Regions from separate parts of the Homo sapiens genome. Here region 1 is linked to region 2. The links are chromatin contacts, found by Hi-C in ENCODE. All regions are on one chromosome and are shown on one strand. The core of a region is the stretch at or near the end of the contact, and the rest is flanking DNA. Distances in the headings are between cores, read along the strand shown.

What was found. Hi-C counts contacts between places; a loop is a spot of excess contacts on that map.
Region 1: a map with no recorded cell type shows a loop between it and region 2 (7-fold over the local background). The contact joins the enhancer-like site here to the promoter of DYNLT1 in region 2. A Hi-C loop is called at or near these places in 1 of 37 single-sample maps with no recorded cell type.

Annotation. Positions count from the first base shown.
Region 1 is chr6:159,676,692-159,683,999 of GRCh38, forward strand. SOD2 (superoxide dismutase 2) reads right to left here. Exons shown (of 5, transcript NM_000636.4): 5 at 1-5,947. The coding sequence ends at 5,802. Among named protein-coding and RNA genes, the nearest start is that of SOD2, 13 kb to the right of the region's middle. Within about 2 kb of position 2,045, at least 2 of the 41 ENCODE cell types and tissues checked have a DNase peak (open chromatin) inside an H3K27ac peak, as active enhancers do.
Region 2 is chr6:158,639,903-158,647,128 of GRCh38, forward strand. DYNLT1 (dynein light chain Tctex-type 1) reads right to left here and starts at 4,841. Exons shown (of 5, transcript NM_006519.4): 1 at 4,780-4,841; 2 at 1,417-1,458. The coding sequence starts at 4,806. It also overlaps a transcript of SYTL3 not described here. RefSeq lists an enhancer at 4,212-5,155 and silencers at 4,279-4,608, 4,769-4,998.

The DNA of each region.
Region 1 (7,308 bases), core at 795-3,294, 1.0 Mb after region 2:
CATGTAACAAACCTGCATGTTGTACACATGTACCCTAGAACTTAAAGTATAATTTAAAAATAAATAAGTAAAAAATAAAATGCCAGAGTTGGCACCTTAAGATCCTCTTTCACAGCAAAGGAGCAGGACTAAAACCAGGCATCTTGACCAATATCCCACAGGTGCTCTGGTAAAATCTCCAAGACCAGGACCCAGGTCTTCCAGTACCTAATTCAATGTTCTTTCCATGCCCACACAAAGGCAAGCAGCAGAAGGAGGAGCAAGCATAAGGCCTTCCCAGTCACCACAGCCATGCTGTCAAACCTCTCTGTGGATATGCTGTGTTAACTTCTGAGCCTTGGGGATACCCATATTTACAATATGATAAATACATTAAGTCACATTGTTTAATATTTGGATATGGGCCCAGACGCACAAATGAACAAGAACCTCATGTCCTGGGACTTCATGGAGCACAAATTATAGTGGGCAGAGAGGCAAACTTGGAATCACCGTGACGCTGGGCATCGAGACTACTGGGTGCAACAATGGGACACACTGAAAGATGACTAGCATGTCATAGGAACTTGAAAGCATTCGTGCTCCTTCCTTTTCACAAACTGAGAAATCTTAAATTTTTTTTAACGTGTCCCAGAAGCATCTTGACAACAGAAGCACTCTCATTACTGTAAAGCCCACAATGAATAGCAGACAGCATGACTTCACCCTAGACAGGTCATGCCAACTTCACATCCCTTTCCAAATAGTATGCCAGTACTATACCAAATAGTATACCACTTTAGGAAGAGTGGTACCAGGTGGTAAGCTCCTATATTCCAATGACCAGAGTAAAATATCACCAGAACTTTATGTAAAATACATCTTGTAAAAGTATGATTACTTTATTTTTCAGAGTTAAGGCAATAATCTGTGGTTGGTTAATGTTCTAAGATGTTACAAGAACTTTAAGAGACAGGGTCTCACACTGTCACCCAGGCTGGAGTGCAGTAGCACAATCATAGCTCACTACAGCTGCAAACTCCTGGGCCTGTGATCCTCCTGCCTTAGCTTCTTAGTAGCTGGGATGATAGGTGTGAGTAACCACAACCAGCTATTATGAGAAATATATAAAATACTATTTGTGATCATGTTATTTATAAGAAATATATATATTGTCTCAATCCTTGCTTGGTCTCTTGGCTCCTAAACCCCTTGAAGTATCTTTGGTTTGCCAATGAAATGATTGGTGGCTGGGAGCCTCTAGGTAGCTTCAGGACGGGGGGCTGCTTACCAGAAAGACCAAGGCAAGATTGGAGGGTTTGGACTCCCAGCCTCAACCCCCAACCTCCAGAAAGGGGAGAGAGGCTGAAGGTTGAGTTAATCGCCAATTGCCAATGGTAATGCTGACATAATGAAGCCTCCGTAAAACCCCAAAGGGTCGGGGTCCAGATGAGCTTCTGGGTAGCTGATGACGTGGAGAGAGCATGAAAGCTCCATACCCCTTCCCACATGCCTTGCCCTGTGCATCTCTTCCATCTGGCTGTTCATCTGTATTCTTTGAAATATCCTTTACAAGCCAGAGGCAATGGCTCACACCTGTAATCTCAGCACTTTGGGAGGCTGAGGTGGGTGGATGACTTGAGGTCAGGAGTTTGAGACCAGCCTGGCCAACAGAGTGAAACCCCATCTCTACTAAAAATACAAAAATTAGCTGGGCATGGTGGTGCACACTTGTAATCCCAGCTACTTGGGAGGCTGAGGCATGAGAATCGCTTGAACTCAGGAGGTGGAGGTTGCAGTGAGTTGAGACTGTGCCACCGCACTCCAGCCTGGGTGACACAGTGAGACTCCATCTCTAAATAAAAAAATAAATAAATGAAATATCCTTTACAATAAATTAGTATTGTAACCAATATGTAGTTTTAATAAAGTAATAAAATTAAAAATGGGTAAACATAAGTAGAGTGTTTCTCTGTGTTCTGGGAGCTGCTCTAGCAAATAAATCAAAACCAAGGAAAGGGTCACGGGAACCCCACTTTATAGCCAGTCAGAAGTATAGGGACTTGCGATTGGTATCTGGAGTGGGGGCAGTCTTGTGGGCTGAGCCCTCCACCTGTGGGATCTGACTCCAATTCCAGGTAGACAGTGTCAGAATTGAATTATAGGACATCCAGCTGGTGTCCACTGGACAACCTGGTGTAAAAGTATTGAGTGGTATGTGACAACAGCAAAAACACTTTGGTTTTGTCGTATATCCCTAATACTATGCTTTTAGGTTATCAGATGATGTTATTACAGATATGACTGGAGATACAGGTCTTGGTCTTAAGAGTAATATTTCAACTACCCATTATTTACTATTCCTTTCCCATGGAAACTCAGTGAAAATGACAGAAGATTATAGGATTTTTAAAGTTTTTGACATGCAAGCATAATGCAGACCTCTTTGATGGTTGACAGATTCTTTTATTAACAGTCAAAAACTTCACACAATTGGAAAATAAATGTTTCTTCAATGAATAATCAAACAAAAATTATCCAGGACCTTATAGGGTTTTCAGTATGTACCAGGCTTGATGCACATCTTAGAAGACAGGACATTATCTTGCTGGGATCATTAGGGTATGACTGAAAGTGAGAAACAGTAATTTGTAAAACATTTACCTAATAATAGCTTTCCCAAACAGTACTTCCCCTGGAATTAAAACAGGAAATACAATTTATGTTTATACGTGGTTTTAGATATGACTCAATATACATAGATTTTAACTTTATGGTTTGGTATTACTTTTTTAAAGGCGCTCAATAGAAATTCAAATCTCACTTTAAGACCATGAATTTCAAGTTGCAATGAAGTGTACAATAAAGTTGTGATTTCTCAACATCAAAGTTTAATTATTACAAAATAGTTCAAGCAACAGATAGAATTTCAAAAACAGTATTTGCTTTGCTTCCTTGTTTTGCTCCAACACTAATCATGCTGAGGTTTTTGAAGCACAGCTATGACTAGGGCAGGCACTGCTGATTCAGTCACAAAAACCCTTCTTGGATGAACAATACTTGTTCTTTTCAGAAGAAAAGCAATTTTACCTTTTCTATTTCTATTATGAAAAACAGAGCTAAACAATTTTTGTATTTTTAGTAGAGACAGGGTTTCACCACGTTGGCCACGCTGGTCTTGAACTCCTTCAAGTGTTCTGCCTGCCTTGGCCTCCCAAAGTGCTGGGATTACAGATGTGAGTCACCCCGCCCAGCCCTAAACAATCTTAAAGTCTCCTTTTCCACCAGATGACTAAAATCTTTAGTTTGTAAATTCCCTTAGTCTCTTAAAATCAATCTATCCAGAAGACAAGAAAGACAAACTTAGTGAAGGAAAGAATGCTTCCTCACTCTCTCACCAGAAAGCCAAAGCAAAAATAGAGCCCCACAGAAATTTCAACATTGAACATTTTTTAAATCTTAAAGCTTAGTAGGAATCAAAAAGCTTTATATAAGTCAGCAGATCTGCAAACCTTGTTAGTTCAATACAAACCATGATCTAGCAGACAACTTATATTCAAAAGCTCATCTTTCAAAAGGTTCCACCTTGCCCGTCTATTTAAACAGTCACGACCTTCCTTAGAGAGGCAAGCAGTAATCTTACATGACACATAAAAGCTGTTTCACTGTGACACATATATAATGAAAAGTAATCAGTCTCCAAAGTTTTTCCAATCCACAAGCATGCATACACACACACACATACACACACCGCTTTGGTACTCTTGTCTCTAATAATTTTTAAAGCCTACTTTTCTAACTGAATTTTAAAAGTACCTTGAATTTAAATTTTTTTTAAACTTCAGTCTTCAATATTGAAACTGCTAAGTTACCCCATTTTTCCATGAAAAAAAAATAGAAAAATAAACTTGGGGAAAAAATTAAAAATAAAAAATAAACTTGGGAAAACATTACTAAATAGGTTTAAGAAAAAAGCCTATATAGGCCAGGTGCAGTGGCTCACACCTGTAATCCCAGCACTTTGGGAGGCTGAGCCAGACGGATCACTTGAGGTCAGGAGTTCGAGACCACCCTGGCCAACATGGTGAAACCCTGTCTCTGCTAAAAATACAAAAAGTAGCCAGGCATGGTAGCATGCACCTGTAATCCCAGCTATTCAGGAGGCTGAGGTGGGACAATCACTTGAACCCGGGAAGTGGAGGTTGCAGTGAGCTCCGGTCGCGCCACTGCACTCCAGCCTGGGCAACAGAGCAAGACTCTGTCTCCAAAAAAAAAGAAAAAAAAAAAACGCCTATATAAAGAAAATATTCCAATAGGAGATAAACCTATGTACACAGAGTTGCTCACCCCAGCATTATCTGTAGTAACAATTAGAAACAAATGAAATATTCAAAAACAGTAAATTAGGCAGATGATGAAACAACATGGCAAATGTATGATGCTAAGCCAAATATACAAAAAGATCCCTGTGAGACGGAGCAGGGACCCCTCTTTGGGGTGTGCCAGGGGGATTCCCACAAGCACAGAAATAAAGGAGAATCTTGAGTTTCCTTCACCGAAAACTCCAGGCACCCAGCTCGCCCCGAGAAGGAAACCAGCAAGCTGATAAGCAAGAAGGTCATAACAGTTTCAAACAATAGCCAGGGAAGTTAGAGTCACCTAGAGACATCCTTAACACGTGCCCCTGAGCTACTTTTCAGAAACCCAGACCCCCACCAAATGGATTCACACAGACGTCAGATAAGGGGGAACACCAGGGACTAAACTCTGACCTCCATTCTTTGCTCTCAGTTTCTTCCTGAGGGGCCTGGCCAGACCTTAATGTTCCTTTCTGCGGACCCCAAGTTTTTAGACAAAGCTTTGCTTCCTTAACCAATCACAAATCAGGGAGTCTTTGAATCCACCATAACCTGTAAGCCCGCCCCCTGCCTACCCCACTTCACCTTTCAGGCCAAACCAATATATAAGCTTCATGTAGTGATTTACAATTTTGGTATACAGCCATACCACCCTGAAGGCACCCGATCTCGACTGATTTACAATTTTGCCTTTAACTTCTGCTTTCCTGAAATTTACCACTGCCTTTAAATACTCTAGCTTGTAGGTCATCATGGAGATTGGGTCTCAAGCATGAGCTGCCCAATTCTCCTTGCTTGGCGCCCTGCAAATAAACATCCTCCTTTCTCCTACTGCAAAAACCACCTTTTTGCAGTTTTGCTGTTGAAGTTTGCCTTTACTGTGCAGGTGAGCAAACCCCAGTTCAGTTCACCTGCTACATTTAAACAGTATACAGCTCTATTTGCAAAAACTATACAGGAACATTTGACCTAACAAAAACCACTGGGTGACATCTACCAGAAGTATCACTGCAGAGGATTACTCGACAAAAAGTGCAATTTTCTATAGAAAGCCGAGTGTTTCCCTTGGGAAAGTGTTAATATTTTATTTTTAAGTAACTGGGGCAAAAGACTAGATTTTCTATAACTGCAATAGAATAGGACTAGAAAGGCATCCCTACAAGTCCCCAAAGTATATGGATGGAATATTTTTGATGGTTTTATAAATGACAATTGTAATTTAGCTCTCTGAAGAAAATGTCCAATCAGATTCAATCACACAAAGCATTTACTATTTTCAATCACTTGCCCAATAACAAAATGTTTAGTAAGAAATTATTCAGAACATTAAGTTGTTTATGAAATAAGTGACTAAGCAACATCAAGAAATGCTACAATAGAGCAGCTTACTGTATTCTGCAGTACTCTATACCACTACAAAAACAGTCATAAAGAGCTTAACATACTCAGCATAACGATCGTGGTTTACTTTTTGCAAGCCATGTATCTTTCAGTTACATTCTCCCAGTTGATTACATTCCAAATAGCTTTTAGATAATCAGGCCTGACATTTTTATACTGAAGGTAGTAAGCGTGCTCCCACACATCAATCCCCAGCAGTGGAATAAGGCCTGTTAGAAAGAAGGGGAAAACAAACCAACCATCAGTTTCAGTCTAAAACATTGCATCTTCTCAATTTCAACTTTTATTATTCTACTCACACAAAATTACCCTTTGTAACAATCTCATTCACTTGTTTTTTTATATAAGTAGGAAATCTAGATAAGAATGAATATTCCTATAAAATATTTTTAATTCACTGTTTACAAAGAAAATGTGACAAATACTAACAATAAAATAGACTTGGGAAAATTAACAACAGTACTTTAATAGCTATTCTTAAAAATACCAACAAATTAATTCAAGAGCCAATTCCCAGCCTTCCTCATGGTGGTCTTAGGAGCAGCAGGAAGGGTGGGTTACATCTGTGGGAGCAGGCAAAAGCCCACTGAGAACCTCCTCCAAAGGGTCTGGGCACTCACAGGGGTTTACGAGGAACCAGCTCTGCTCCCCAAGGCTAATTTTAATCTTTGGGAATACAGAGCAGTTGGAGGACACAGTGTTTTCAGAAATTAAGTGAGGTAAATGAAGAATTTAGTTCTATCTGTAAAACATCCATTTAAAAAAACTTTTGGTCTGGGCGCAGTGGCTCAGGCCTGTAATCCCAGCACTTTGGGAGGCCGAGGCAGGCAGATCTCTTGAGGTCAGGCGTTCGAGACCAGCCTGGCCAACATGGTGAAACCCCGCCTCTACTAAAAATACAAAAAATTAGCCTGGCGAGGTGGCAGGCGCCTGTAATCCCAGCTACTCAGGAAGCTGACGCAGGAGAATTGCTTGAACCTGGGAGGCGGAAGTTGTAGTGAGCCAAGATTGCGCCACTGCACTCCAGCCTGGGCAACAGAGTGAGACTCCATCACGCACACACAAAAACACTCAAAATAAATTATAGCTCTCTCTACAAAAACAATTCTTAACCAGTATGTCTTGATCAGTTGTGAGGGAGGTCACTAGTAATTTATTATTAATAATTTCAAGTAGCAAAATTTATTAATGATTTTTATAAACAAAAGGCCATGACATTCCCTCATTTTCCTTCTAATGTGCTTTCCACAGGGAGAGGAAGGAGTGTAGCTGGGACTCACTTACAAATATCAGCCTTTCTGGTCATGCAGCTCTACAAATAACCTGACTCTACAGATCGGTGCTTACAAATTTTTTGTGGCTTTTACAAATTGTTATGCCATGTCACTGTCCCAAAAGAGCTGTTCAGATTCTGCCAAAATCTGGGTCTATCCTGTGAAGTGAGCCACAGATCAAGAGTATTCCAATGTCAGGGGTAGAAGAAGGGGCAGAGAATGACTGTTGTTGATGTGAAGGTATCACTTTAAGTTCAAAGTCCCAACCCTCTGCCAGACAACTCATGGCTCTATTT
Region 2 (7,226 bases), core at 3,591-6,090:
TCTCTTGACCTCATGATCCGCCCACCTCGGCCTCCCAATGTGCTGGGATGACAGGTGTGAGCCATCGCGCCCAGCATGGAAATGTGTACTTTCAATTGCACTTGCTAATTGAAAGCTGGTAACCAAGTCAAAGATAAGGCAGAAAACAACTGCGGCAGAACTAGACTTCCCAACAAGCCCCCTCCACTGTTCCCAGTTCTGGTGTAATCCACCCACCTTCCTGCCCCCTGCTGTGTTCCACGTGAAACTGTGTATTTAGAAAAACCATGAAAACCAAACGTACAGATCCTGCAAAGCAACCAGAAAGTCACTCCTGATGCTGAACAATGTAAATGGTCAAACAAAATCATTTTGCCTTTGGATACTGATCACAAACATAGGTTGCGGTTTTTTATCAAACACTAGTCAATAATTTACATTAAATTCTAAATTACATCTGAAACCCCAAACAGTATCATTAAATTCAGATCATCTAATAGTTTTCTTTTAGCCAATGGCTTTAGTATCTGTGCCCCATTTTACCCAGGGAAGGCAGGGAAGCTGATGAGGAAAACTCTTTCTGGCTTCATTCCTACCCTAGGTAGGAATGAGCCCCTAGCTCTCAGCACCGCTCCAGCCACACCCACCTCCTTTCACTCCCTCACACACCATGCACTGCCCCCACTTCCCAGTCTCAGGGGGCCTTGTCCCCTCTTTTTACTGCATTACCCCTACTTCTCATTCTGCAGATTTCAGCTCGAAATGGTCCCTGAACTCCCTGGGTGGGTCACATTCCCAGTTCAGTGCTCTCACAGCACCACCACTAGTGGCACTTACCACACAGCAAATGCAGGCTGACACCTTCCAGCAGGACTGTTTGATGTGTCTGCCCTGCCTGCCCCTCAGCTGTAAACTCCAGAAGGGTCTATGCCCTGCACGCTCCCTCAGTGTGTACTTTCTGAATGAGTAACAAACATCCCTTCTGTCTCTCTTCCTCTTCATGATCAACAACACAATAAAGTGTGAAATTTAGGAATGTAAGAAAAGTAAGCAAATAGGCCCCAAACTGGATCACTAGGTCCAGAATAACTGGAAATTGATTGTTCAATTTTCTTATACTCACTCTTTCTTCATTCAACCCTGGAGACATTTATTTGTATACCAGGATTCTTTTATGCTTAAAAGATTATAGAATCAAATCTTGGTGATATGCAGTAATAATGCTATGTACATAAAACTCCTTATCTGATTTAAAATATGTAATTTACATAATATAGAAGCAACTCTTATCTAGCTATTTACTGAAGTAAAAACTGTTATTTGAAACACCAAAACACACAGACTCAGTCGAAACAATTCCAAGATAGTATTTAAAACACATTATTTTCTCTAATATAAGCCATTAAACATTTAAGAAGTGAGCATTTCTCCTCTTACCTCTTTTACAATGTTGCTCACTTCATCAACAACAAAAGCAGTCTGTAAGGAAGAACATTCAGTTAAGTTTGATTTATTTAAAAGATATTTCCACTACATTGATAAATGCAAATGTAGGTAATGAACATAATGTAGAAATGAAGACCTTAGAAATAATCTAACTAGACTGTTCAGCTTTACCAAGGATGGCATTACAGTCTTCAGAAACCAGAAGACTAGAATACATGCACATAATTTAAAGGTATTGTTTTATTTTTATTTATTTATTTTTGAGACGGAGTGTCGCTCTGTAGCCCAGGCTGGAATGCAGTGGCGCAATCTCAGCTCACTGCAATCTCTGCCTCCCAGGTTCAAGTGATTCTCCTGCCTCAGCCTCCCAAGTAGCTGGGATTACAGGTGCCCTCCACCACACCCGGCTAATTTTCGTATTTTTAGTAGAGATGGGGTTTCATCATGTTGGCCAGGCTGGTCTCGAACTCCTGACCTCAGGTGATCCTCCCGCCTCAGCCTCCCAAAATGCTGGGATTACAGGCGTAAGCCACCACACCTGGCCCTGTTTTGTTTTAATCATGCCACAATCTAAGACTTCACTTTAAACTAGAATTCATTCTCTTCTTCCATTTCAACTGGCTGCTAGAATCATTAACCAATAGAGAGGCTTAATGAGTTGGTTGATTTTTGTATAAATTAACTGAAGCTGCTGAAGTAATCCATTTAAGATGTAATTCTCTCTTCCATGATGTAAACTGATTAGGAGGATCAGTTTGACCTTGAGGAGATTTTTTTAAAGCACCATTACTTGTAAAATGTACGATGATTACATTATCTCCAGGTAATTATTTTTCTTTCCCAGTGCTGCCCTCCGACTCCAGGACTAACCACCAGCTGCCAGCATGGCTGTTCTCTGTCAGTGTCTGGATGACTCAGGAGGTGGGCTGCCTGCAGGAATCTAGTGCCAGGAGTATAGTTTTCCTTTTACACATGGTAGATCTGAATGGGTAAAAGGTCATCCTGAAAATAACATTAGTCAGGCACTTGCCTGCCAATGTGCTCTTCACATGAGCACAAGCGTTTAAAGTTACTGCTGAGTCCCAGGAAAGGTACGTAGCTCTGGACACGCCTTCGAGAGGGCAACCCCTGGGGCCCTCAGTCAACGTGCATCCTGAGGGAATCAAGGCAGAGAACCCTGACTTGGCAGTGAGTCTTCCTCCCTGTCTGGCTGCTGTCCACTGCAGGCCCTGCCCTTTCTTTTTAGGGGGTTCAGGAGCTGACTGCCCGAAGCCACCTCACTTGCTGTACTCAGAAGTCGGACTTGGAAACAAAACCAACTCACTGAGTGAAGAACAATTTGCAATATCTTAGAGATTAAGTCATTTCTGGAAGCTTAAAGGATCCTTCCAAGTGACTACCGTGACCTTAATCACAAAGGAAAGGCACTGTATCACCTCCCATATGGTTACAGTACGAAAAAGGTTGAGGGACATTTTAAAGAATTTTTAGTGGAAAGCAGAGTTGTATTGAATCCAGTGGATAGTTTTAACGTCTCCAAGAAAGATGAATGGTGAGTTGAGAGAATAGTTACAAAGGCCCAGGCATCTACACGAAGTTAGAAGAGATGCAGAAAAGGCTGCTAAGAGGCTGGTGGGAGGACCAGAACGGGCCATTCAGTAAATACCTAAGACATGCCTACTACAAGACAGCCATGGTCTCCACCTCCCAGGGCCTCCATCCCAGGTAGAACACTCATCACTCTGTCCAGCCCCTTCATTTTACACATATGCGATTGAGATCTCGAATAATGAAGCCACTTAGCCACCTTATTTGTGGGAGTCAGAATCGGACTGCAGTATTAAGCGCTTTCCTTTACAAAGCGATTTCTTTTTTAGAAGTTTTACTCGATATTACTGTAATACAAGACATTTTCCAATATTATATTAGTAACAGTTTAAGGGGAAAGGCTTTTTTCTTTGCCAACTGCTCCTGAACCAGCTCTTCTCGTCATTATTCACTTGGTTGCCATCAGCATTCAAACACTGATTATGCCACTGTCACAGGAAGTGTGTGCTAGTTAGGAAATCAGATCAAAACTGAAACTCTAGAATCAGTCCTTAAGTTTTAGTTTTATTTTCCCTGAAAACATTCCTCCTTAAACGAAATTTTTTTCTTTTTTTTTGGTTTTTGAGACGGAGTTTCGCTCTTGTTGCCCAGGCTGGAGTGCAATGGCGCGATCTTGGCTCACGGCAACCTCTGCCTCCCAGGTTCAAGGGATTCTCCTGCCTCGGCCTCCCGAATAGCTGGGATTACAGGCATGCGCCACCACGCCCGGCTAATTTTGTATTTTTAAAAGAGACGGGGTTTCTCCATGTTGGTCAGGCTGCTCTCGAACTCCTGACCTCAGGTGATCCGCCCGCCTAGGCCTCCCAAAGTGCTGGGATTACAGGCGTGAGCCACTGCGCCCAGCCACTAAATTTCATAAATGGTAAGATATCCAACCTTACCAAATGTATCTATAGTTTATATTTTTGACAGGCTGCATAATAAATCCATAGGGCTCTATCTGAATTTCAACAAGGATTATTCAGTAAGAAGAAAATGAGTGTTGTATCTCAGCTGCGCCCATCAGCTCTATTCCCCGAATGACCGTGAGCTTGAAGGAAAGCCATTTAACGCACACGGTGCCGATGGGTGTCTTCTGCTTGGCGACATCGTGGGCTTTATCCTACTTCCTCAAGGAGGCATAAAAGATGATTTTTTCCCCACAACAATGAGCTTTCTTACAGACATATTAAACGGAAATGAAATGTGCTACTCATTCCCAGCGTTGCAGAACCAGGTGAGGCCCGAGACAAAGGCGCGGGATGGCCGGGACGCCAGCCCGGGGCGGAGGGGCTGGCGGCGGGAGCGTCACCCGCACCTCCGCGGGGAGACGTCCAAGCCTCGGCGCTCCCAGCCCGGCCGCCGCGCCCCGCTCCAGGCTGGGGCTGGGGCTGGGGTCAGCCCCGCAGAGCAAGGGGCGGTGATGTCATCCTCTCGGCGAGCTTGGCTGCGGGCCGGAGGCGAGGCCCTGCGGGAAGGTTTCTCGGCACCGCTCACCGGGGCGCTCTCTCCGAGTCACGCCCGGTGCCTCCCCGCGCGGGAAGAAGCTCAATCCCCTTCCCGCCCCCCGCGCCGGGGAAACGGCGGCAATGTCCGGGCAGAATGGGGCCGGGCGGAGCGCCGGCGACCGGGAAGCTCAGGCCGTGGGCTGCCGAGACTGGCCTAGCTGAAGGAGGTGGGCAGCCAGGCCTTTCCGGGCAGGACCGCGTGTCCTTCCGCGGCCAGGGCTCTAGGCCTCCACCCTTCCGTCGCCGACCCGGCGGTTACCTCCTCCGCAGCCTGGTAGTCTTCCATCTTTCCTCCGGCGCGTCCCCTCCGGCTCCCTGAGTGGCGCGGACTGCGCAGGCGCACTCAGGCCCCGCCCCGGACCTGCCACGCCCCTCTCCTCTCGCGCCTGCCTCGCCCATGCCCAGCTCCCGGGCCCCGCCCTTCGCTGCCCGGACCCTCAGTGACCCCATCCCTGGGCGGGGCCCGTGGGTGGACCCTGAATTCGCCTCTCCTCCTGTCCTCTGGGAGGTGGTAGTTTCCATGGGAATCCGTGAGGGTAGCCGGGCAGCTCCCTAAACCTTAGCAACAGAAACAAAACACACGTACAAAAGGCAGTCCTGGAGGGGAAGCGTGGTCCCGGCCCCTCCTCCGGTTTGTACTGTGTGGATTGACGCGGACGTTCAAACCCGCTCGGACACCTGGCAACAAACTCGAAAGTGACTGCTGAAGGCAGTGCGCCCGGTGAGACGTTGTTGCAGTTCCCTTGGGGACTGGGATTGGCATGCTTTAGCTATCTGAACGAAACTTCCCTTTGGGGAGTTAAGTTTTCCAGGTAAATGAGAATTTTTCCTTTAAGCACCATTAAAAAAAAACATTTTGGGTGGAAAATTTTGTAAAATGTGGCACACTTCCTGACTACCTTAACCATAGTGAACTAGACAGACTTTATTTGTATGTGGGTTCTTTATGGAAATTAGGAATTGCACTGGGCTCTGGTAAACTGCCCTCCACGGAAAGCTGGGGCATATGCATCTATTGGCAGGTATTCTGAGGCTCCGAGTTTTGATTTTGGCGTTTGCTTTTTCTGGTTTCGTCATGCACTTGAATTCAGGTTGCTGGAACCCACTTCCCATTCCCCAAGAAAGAGCTGACTGCAAGGGTCCCAGGGATTTGGTAGACCTAAACTTCAAATCCCACATCTAATCCATCAACAACCCTTGTTATTTCTACCCCATATGCTCGGGACCCCAGTTAAAGATTGATATCTCTCATCTGGATTATGACCATCGGACTGTAACCTGGTCGGTCTATCAGGGTCTTATTAGAGCCCTTCAAGAGGAACCTAACCCAACGACTCCTCCCTCCCCTCACCCATTCTGCCCTGCCATAAGTCAATAGTTACTAAGTTGTCAGACTATAGACTAATCTTAGTGATCTTTGGATGACTAAACTTTTAACATATCTTAGCTCAAAATCTCCTACAGAGAGCCATTCTGTGACCACGGCATCTAAGGTAGCCGACCTCCTCATCCTCCACCCCTGCATCCTGTACATTTTCCTCATAGCACTTCTCTCAGTTTGCAAGAACGTATTTATGGTTGCTTGTTGATGGTGTGTCTCCATTTAGAAACTAAGTACCATGCAGGAAGGATCTGTTTTATTCACTAATGTATCCCCTTCCTTCCACATTGTGCCTGGCACATAATAGCTACACAATTAACATTTATTTATTTATTTATTTAGAGACAGGGTGTCATTCTGTTGCCCGGGCTGGAATGCAGTGGTGTGATCGGAGATTTTGAGCTAAGATGTGTTGAAGTTTAGTCATCCAAAGACCACTAAGAGCTTGAACTCCTGGGCTCAAGGTATTCTCCTGCCTTAGCCTCCTGAGCAGCTGGGATTCCAGGCACTAGCCACCACACCCACCTATTTTTTTAATATGTCTTTTGTAGAGATGGGATCTCACTGTGTTGCCCAGGCAGGTCTCAAACTCCCGGGCTTAAGGGATCCTCCAGCCTCAGCCTCCCAAAGTGCTGGGATTATAGCTGTGAGCCACCATGCCCGGCCTAAAATTTATTGCATGAATCATTTCCCTCATGGGTGTTAGCTTTGCCTCAGACCCAAATGGAGAGAACTGGGGAGTGGAGGAAGATGCAACTACCTGCCTCCTTGAGGGAAACAGGGCTGGCGAGAGGAGGGCAGAGCCCTGACTGACACAAGGCTGCTTGGCCCTGGGTGTTCGGCCTGAGCGAGGAGACTTGCTGGGCAGGCTGGTTGCTTTACCACACCTGGTCTTCCTCTCCTTGGATTCTGAACTTTATCTACCTTTTGAATTCCTTTCTTATTACCTGGCTTCAACTCCCCTGTCCTGGTGTTTCAGTCGTGCGCCTCAGTCCACATGTGATTCTGATGCTGACATTGCTTTGCCTGCCTGCCCTTCTCAGTATCACCTGAGATCTCGTTTTGGATGTTCTCTGCCTACCTGGTTCCAAGCTCTTGGCCCCACCACGATCCTGAGCCAATCAGGAGCCTCTGAAATCTTTTTTCTTCTGCTACTTTGTTGTGGACCTGGAGTTCAGTAGCTAAGTGTCACAGAATTATGTGCAAAGCAAGAGTAAACCGGTTCTGAGCAAACACCTGCAATGGAAGAACATGACACTTGGGACAGCCTTTTCAATTTTCCCCACAACCTTTTAGGAACTTCCTAATTTAAATCAATTTCCTGA